Regions from separate parts of the Mus musculus genome. Here all the other regions are linked to region 1. Evidence: chromatin loops called from intact Hi-C (ENCODE). Cell type or tissue: heart. All regions are shown on one strand. Region 1 has its middle 29 kb from the start of Gm25832. Region 2 overlaps Acadl (acyl-Coenzyme A dehydrogenase, long-chain). Region 3 has its middle 46 kb from the start of Lancl1.

Region 1 (2,500 bases):
ATGGGATTCCTCCGCATGCAAATAGAGCATTATCAGCATCTTAGCCTCGGCCAATAGAATACATTTAACCCCCAAATCCCACCCCACTCCCTAACGTTCAAATATTCCCTGTCCACATGGAATAAATCATACAAGTCATTTTATCAAGGATGTTCTGAGACTGGCTTTTTTACTGAGCTGTAACACTTGGCAGGAGGCTCTCTTCTCTTGAAGAACTTCTGGACCCACCTGCCTGGCCAGGCTCCAATGTTCACAAAGGCTCACGTCAGAATGCCCTACCATCACCATCACCATCACCATCACCATCACCATCACCATCACCATCACCATCACCATCACCATCACCATCACCATCACCATCACCATCACCATCAGGGCTACCACTCTGGGACCCAGCACCCCCAGGTCACCTAGCCCACGCCAGCTGCCCAAACTTCTTTATTCCTCTTCTAAGAGCCAAAGTTACATTTTAAGTTTTAATTGCCTTGCCTAGAGACAGATACTTGCTGAAATGCTGGCAGCTATTGTTTATAGGAAATAACAAACCACATGTTGTCACTTCCCTAAACAAGTTTGTTTGACCCAACTGCACCAGATGTGCTTGACCACAAGTGAGTGTGTTTGTGTGTGTGTGTCGGGTGGTGGTGGTGGTGGTGGTACTTAGGCAAGAAATATATCAGGATGTATATTTAAATATGTCAGGGTGTGTGTTTGCCCCTGCTTGGATGTAGGTGGGAGGTATACAGGCAGGAAGTTCCTTAGGATATGTGCTTCCCCCAGAATGGACATGTTGGGAAATATTGTGACTTTACAGGGTTGCCTTTGTGAAGACTCTGCACAAGGTGACTCATGGTCATTTTCTGGGAAAGCAGGAATGGATCTGGCCAGAGTCCATCATCCTGCTCACTGTTTAACTAAAGCTTGCTTTAAATTTCACGCAAACATTGTGATAGTGTTCTTCTTCTCACCCAGTGGGATTAACACCAGATACGCTTTTACAAGAGAGATTACGTGTGACAACGAGCTATGTTCTTCAGCCTGTGCGTGTCCATCTGACTACAAAGCTTAAATGGTGCTGTACATTAAGTTCAAAGAACAGCAGGGTTAGGCAAGAGCTAGCAATTGTTTGCCTGCATTAGTTACTTTATGGTGCTGGTCAAAGAACGCCAATTAAAAACACATAGAAAGAATGCAGTGAAAACTGGCTGCCATCTGCTGGTGGAACATTTGAGTGACTCTAGGTCTGTCTTAATGTCCTTAGGGCTCCAGCATTCCTGATAGAAGGATCTACACTTTTGGCTACTGCTGGCACTCAGCCCCACCCAGATTCATCAATATTTGTTACATTAATAAATCAGCTAACAAACCTAAGTGCAGTGGTGTGCTGCTTTAATTCCAGCTCCTGAGGAAGCTGAGGCAAGAGAGCACTGCTTGAGCCAGCCATAAAAACTAAGTGAGAATTCATTTCAAGGAAAACGAAAATCTTAATAAACAACTAAATTAATGGGAATCAATTGCACTGTAAGCAACCCTGTGTGCGCCCCTCCAGAGTACACATTCTGGGGTTCTCGCTGCTGTGGGTTTTTTCACCTACGTCCACAGCCTGATTGACAATGGTAAATGCATTTTATAATAAAACCAGAAGATGGCAATAGAGCAACATAAATTTAAACACCAGCAGCTTTGTGTGGTTTCATGTAGCCTTTGTCCTTCAATACATGGCTAGAAACTGGCTCTCCAACCTTTTGTCTCCCAGTTCCCGTAAAGATCTTATTGTACAAGTGGGCTGAGACACAGACTGTCCTTAAAAGAAAACAGACCTCCCCCCCCCACCCCCCAAACCAGAACAGGCCAATAACAAAATTCCACACAGCGTCAGCTTGCTGTGTGAAGATGAATATAATGAAACCTTTCTCAATTGGGCGAATTTGTGTTTTAAGAATTTTATGAGAATACCAAGAGGAAGTGTGTGGGGGTGGGGGTGGGAATGTCCAGGACACGCCCAAAGCAATCTGTGGTCATATTTTTGCCCCCATTTTCTGATGTGTGAAGTCCCAGTATGGTTAAGCACTGAGGTTTGTGGAAAGCTTCCAGGTCAGTGTTATCTTCCATTAATAGTCTGTGTGTGCACAGGCGAACTCTTTTTCTCTGACATTCAATTTCCTCTTCTGTGAAAAAAAAAGGAGTAATAATAATAATGCCCATTATCTCGTGGTGATGTCAGAAGGATTAGATGAAAGGATACATTTAACTCTCTGACGGTAATAGGAAGCTAAAACAAATTCGGGCTTGCCATCACATTTGCATGAAAGAAGCTTGCTTTGTGCTAGTTTTTAATTGAATACCCATCATTGGATTGTATCCATCCTCCCAACCCCCCCCCGCCCCGCCCCCCCCCCCCCCCCCGCGCCTTTAGTTTCCTGTTAAGTATGTAGTTGAAGCAAAATGAAAGAGGCATAAAAATGTCCACGGGCAGGCTGCAAGTGCATATCTTCAGTGC
Region 2 (2,500 bases), 48 kb before region 1:
CCAGAGGGGCTGCTCTATACGGCAGTGTGATCCTTCCAAGGTCACACCCCAACATCTTTCAACAGCTAGCTTCAAGATACACTCTGAACCCTTTGAGCAGGCATAAAAACTCCTCACAAACAGATGGCAGCTCACCCCTCCTGCCTCTTCTCTCATCCTATTTTGCCTCTGTTTCCTGCCCTTGGGTCAGCTCTACTGAAGCCCTCGTCTCACACATCCCAGTGCCTTCCAGACCCATGTGTATTTGAAAATCACGTTTCCGCCCCTATGGAGGCCCCTTCTAACTCTAACAATGCAAATCCTACGCACCTTGGACTAAGCTCAGGTATCACATCATCTAGAATTCTTGCCAGTCTTCCACACTGAGCTAAGCACTCCTAATGTACCGTCAATTCCAGGCTCAGACAAGCTGCTTTGTTTATTCAACATCGAAACCAGGGCCTGCACAGACCAGGTACAGATGGTACCACTGAGTCTGCGTATCACAGCACTTAGGTAGCTGCTTCCTAAAGTTGATTTGAATGATATCAGTGATTCAAGACAATCTATAAAAGGAAATTTTCTAGGATACAAGATATACTATCTCTAATTCTTAAGAGATTCATAATGCCCACTGGCATATCAAAGAATGAGAAGTTCTCCATAGGAATTACTGATGTCAGAGAAGAAACTGTTACTAAACACTGACAAAGTAAGTTTGAAAATCAGGTTTTCAGGAACCTGACAGTATCTCAATATTATTTGATTTTGTAAAGATAAAAGCATTAGCTTAAAGAAGGTGGAATATTCTTAAAATTTGAACAAGCTTAACATGACATAGTTGTATATCCTTGTACTGCCAGCACTTAGGCAGAGAACCCAGGAGATTTATGAGTTCAAAGCTATCCTGGCCTCTACAGCAAGGCCCTGCTTCAAACAAAGAAACAGGCAAAATAATAACAACCAAACAGGAACACTCATCCACAAATAGTCCTTGTATTAAAAAAGAACATCTCTCCTTAACATCTATCTAGTCAACCGCAGCATTTCCTCTCAGGGATATGTTTATTCTTGAGCCATCTGCACCTATCTGAGGAGCTCTCAGTTAGCTGATTCTCAGGAGACCTGGAGGGTTCTTGAATCCCATCGTCCACACTTCTAGCTCTTAAGACCTCTTGAAAGTTTCTCATATTTGTTTTAAACTTTTTCTTCCCATCTTGTTTTTTCATCTTAGTGTATGCCCATGGTCACTTTGCCTCTATGTATGTCTGTGCATATGCATGCAGTACCCACAGAGGCCACAAGAGGGCATCCGATTTCCCGGATGTAGACTTAACAGGCAGTTATGAGCCCCCATGTAGGTGCTGGCAACGGAACCTAGGTCCTCTAGAAAAGCAGCCAATATTCTTAACTGTTGAGCCATCTCTCCAGCTCCCTCTTAATCTCTTTTTATAAAATGTACTTACTTGTTTATATACATCTGTGTAAGGTACCCTCCTCTATCACTCTTCACCTTGCTCTTTAAGGCAGGATCTCTCCTTAAACCTGAGGCTTGCAATTTTCACCTAGGCTAGTAGCCCCACTGTTCCTCTTGTCTCTGCGTCCTTCAGTGCTGGGGCCAAGGTGTGCACCTTTCTCTATGGGTGAAATAATCCAAGTTCCAGGCCTCCCGCTTACACTGTGAGTGCTCATAGACACCTTCCCCCAATTCCACATCAGCTTAAAGTTCACCATTGTTTGACTCACTTTGGAGCAACAAAACCTTTTCTTTCTTTGTGTCTGTCAGGAGTCATTTGGAAGCTAAAAGCACCTTTGCAGTATTTGCAGAAGGCCAAGCAACATGAAACATAGGGGGGTAGCTACAGATTCTGCCATATAAAATCTATAAATGTCTTACTCTCCTGAGACCTCCTGTGTTAGTTCCCGGATTGATCATATCTGGGACATGTAGTCGTTGAGGTAGTCTGAGACACTGGTACCCACGCCTGCTTTTTTACACACCTTGCTTCCATTGAGAATCCAATCACTCCCAGATCTTTTGGCGTTCGTTCTTACTCCTTGTAAGTCACTATAGTGGGAAACAAAGGTCAATTAATGGATTAAAAAAAATCAAATTATGCAAAAGCTATTACGTAAGGTCACATGTATTAAAAATCCTAATATTAGAAATATTCACAAAGTTACACTAAAAATACATCTAATATATTTTAAATTTCACGGAAGCCCAACTGTATTTAAGAACTCCAAACTAGACCATGATGATATTTCAAGGCTTGCTACCTTCCTACAATTATGAAACACCATGTACTTAAATGCCTTTACTCAGGCTGGTTCAACACTCTCTCTTCATCAGAAATGTGGGTATTTTAAAAACAGAGGCTGAAGGGACGGCTCATTAGTGATGAACCCTTGTTGGTCTTGCAGAGGATGAAGGTTCAACTCCCCAGAGCACATATGGTGGCTCACAGCCATCCGTAAGCCCAGTCCCAGTGCCCTCTCCTCGCCTCCATGGACACCTCCG
Region 3 (2,500 bases), 97 kb after region 1:
GTAATATTGTGGCCTCCAGAAAACTGTTTTAGAGGTTGGGCAGAGGGCTCAGTGTATAAAGTTTCATATTGTTATCAGGACAACCTGGGTGTAATACAGGCAATTTAAGATTATCCCTGACTAGCTTAAAGATAAACGAGACTCAGACTATGGTTATTTTATTTGGCTTTGACAATTACTGGGGATCACCCCTAATCTACTCTTCTAACTGCAAGCCTAGCTGCCTCCCCAGCAGTGTACCCCAGATACTTGCTATTTTCCCTGGTCATGTGCTCGTAGTCCATCTCCCATCATGGCGACTTCTTCACATCCTTCTTCTTCCTCCTTCTCCCCTTAGTCTCTGTTCTCCAACCACTCCAAATCCATCCACCTCTAATCCCTCCAGCAACTGGCTGAGGCCAATTTGCTCTAACCACTAGGTTTAAATCAAGGAGTAAGGTTTGCACAACGAAAGCTCGTGAACCCGAGAAGTCACTCGTAGGCCTGTAGAGAATTGAGCGTTAGCATATATAGCAATAGACCAAATCTCAACACCTGGGCTCGATTCCCCAAATTCCTGGAAAAAGCTGGGTGTGGTGGTACACATCTGTAATCCCAGCTCCGAGGGCATGGAGACAGAAGGACTGATCATCCTTGATCTCACTAAGAAGTGAACTCCAGGTTCAGTGAGAGACTCTGTCTCAAAGGATAATGAGGTAGAGAACAGAGGAAGACCCCCCACGGCAACCTTTTGTCTCTGCTGGTGTACTTGATGACGTGCACCCCCCCCCCCCGACTTGTAAATAGCCTCATCTAGCATTATAACCCGCACCTGAGCCCACATCCTCAGGCCTTCACTTTCTATGTCAGCCATGACTTGGACTCTGACTTAGAACTTGACATCTGGTTAAAACTACTTTGAACTTTTAAGTGGAAGATATTAGCGCCAGAATCGTGTTTGTTATAGTCGATCTTGAAGTGTTTCCAACATGCTTAATTGTGTGAATTTTCATGCCATGCCACTTCCTCAAAGGCCAACCCAAAAAAAGCTATTCTTGGTGCAACTAATATTTCTCCATTCTCTCCTGTTGCTTTTTCAAGTTCATTTAACAGACATTATTGAACTGAGTTCTACTGACATCTGCTGGACAAAACCTGGGTTTGTGACTTGGTGATTATTAGCTCAGGAACAAAGCTCTGTCAAGAGAAATAGAAAGTAGAGCCAAGCCAAGCATGAGACACTGCATTAGTCTATAATAAGTCCTAGAGCAGTTTCCAAGTCTGTTTTTCTACCTGGCAAAGCCTCAGTTCAGCTTAGTGGCTTAAGCCACATTTTTGTGCCTCCCTTGAGGCTTAGTGGCAGTTGAGACTGACTGGCTCCAAGTCACAGCAGGGTCTCCTCTCCTAAGGGACTGGTTCAGCTGGTGAGCAGATCCTCTGGGAAGTGCTATGTCCACACTGGTCTTCTTGACAGTTGAGCATAGTGCTGCCTGCATCATTTCAAGGACATCTTCATGGAGGAAATTGCAAAGATGCAGTATCTTCCATTTAGAACACCCCCCCCCCTCCCAGCGCACCCATGGACTTACCAGTATAGATGGGGAGTCTAAAATACAATAATGAAGTTAGCTTTTATATTAACTTTACTAACTTTTCATTATTCTTTAGGCTTTTTTTTTTTTTTTTAAATAGAGATTCCTGTCATAGTTTTGCTTTTATTTTTGCTTTTTTCTCCATCACAGTCTTTGTTCTGATGAAACACTCAATCCCAACTTCTGGCTGGCTGGGTCATCTGTGGAATCCCGATTAAAAAAGATAAATAGGGTCTAGAGAGCTTTATCAGTAGGTTAAGAGTGCTTTCTATGCAAGCATGAAGACCTGAGTTCAAGTCCCTAGCATCTACATAAAAACCAAGCACAGCTGTACAGGTCTCTGACCCCAGGATTGGGGATGGAGACAGGCAGATCTTGGGAGCTTGTTGGCCAGCCATCTTAGCCAAGCAAGGTAAGTTGCAGGTTTAGTGAAATGCCCTGTCTCAGGCAGAGAAGAAAACAGAAAGTAGTAGAGAAAAATGCACTATGCCTTCCTCTGGCTTCTACAGATGTGTGCCTGCACACATACATACAAGTTCACCCACCACAGACCCCACCAAAATCAGTAGTTCTATATTTTATGTAAGATCCCTCGACTTTTTAAAAGTTCCTGGATAAAAGAAATCACAACCAAATTGCTAAATGTGTTAAATTACTTTTTTTTCAGACACGGCAAGAATTGATATTGCAGTTTCAAAATGTTCTTTAAAATACATTATAAAATGTTAAATAAAACTAAAGTGACCTTTGCATGCAGTTGACTATATTTGAGATAATGTGATAGAGTTTATGATTTCTTAAAAGTCCTACAATAGAGCGAAGACAGAACCAAACCATGAAAAAGTTGGGTGCACATGCAATCCAAGGCAGCAGGGAAGAGGGAAGGCGTGTTTTCTCTCAATTTCTTCTCTGACCTACAAATTCAGAAG

What was found. A loop is a pair of places that touch in the nucleus more often than their neighbours do. Peaks named below come from ENCODE experiments on the same cell type or tissue, not always from the same donor. Only the 100,000 strongest peaks of a DNase experiment are listed, where the experiment ranks them.
Region 2: a loop joins it to region 1, with 2.3 times the contacts of the local background. A loop is called at or near these places in 6 of 42 quality-filtered maps.
Region 3: a loop joins it to region 1, with 9 times the contacts of the local background. A loop is called at or near these places in 25 of 42 quality-filtered maps.

The regions. Positions count from the first base shown.
Region 1 is chr1:66,894,672-66,897,171 of GRCm38, forward strand. No RefSeq gene overlaps it. Among named protein-coding and RNA genes, the nearest start is that of Gm25832, 29 kb to the left of the region's middle. In heart, CTCF peaks have their summits at 1,219 (motif pointing left) and 1,596 (motif pointing right); no DNase peak of the experiment used is centred here; H3K4me3 peaks cover 292 bases; H3K27ac peaks cover 467 bases.
Region 2 is chr1:66,846,420-66,848,919 of GRCm38, forward strand. Acadl (acyl-Coenzyme A dehydrogenase, long-chain) reads right to left here. Exons shown (of 11, transcript NM_007381.4): 5 at 1,981-2,047. Among named protein-coding and RNA genes, the nearest start is that of Gm27934, 9.0 kb to the right of the region's middle. In heart, a CTCF peak has its summit at 1,262 (motif pointing right); no DNase peak of the experiment used is centred here.
Region 3 is chr1:66,991,800-66,994,299 of GRCm38, forward strand. No RefSeq gene overlaps it. Among named protein-coding and RNA genes, the nearest start is that of Lancl1, 46 kb to the right of the region's middle. In heart, a CTCF peak has its summit at 1,130 (motif pointing left); no DNase peak of the experiment used is centred here.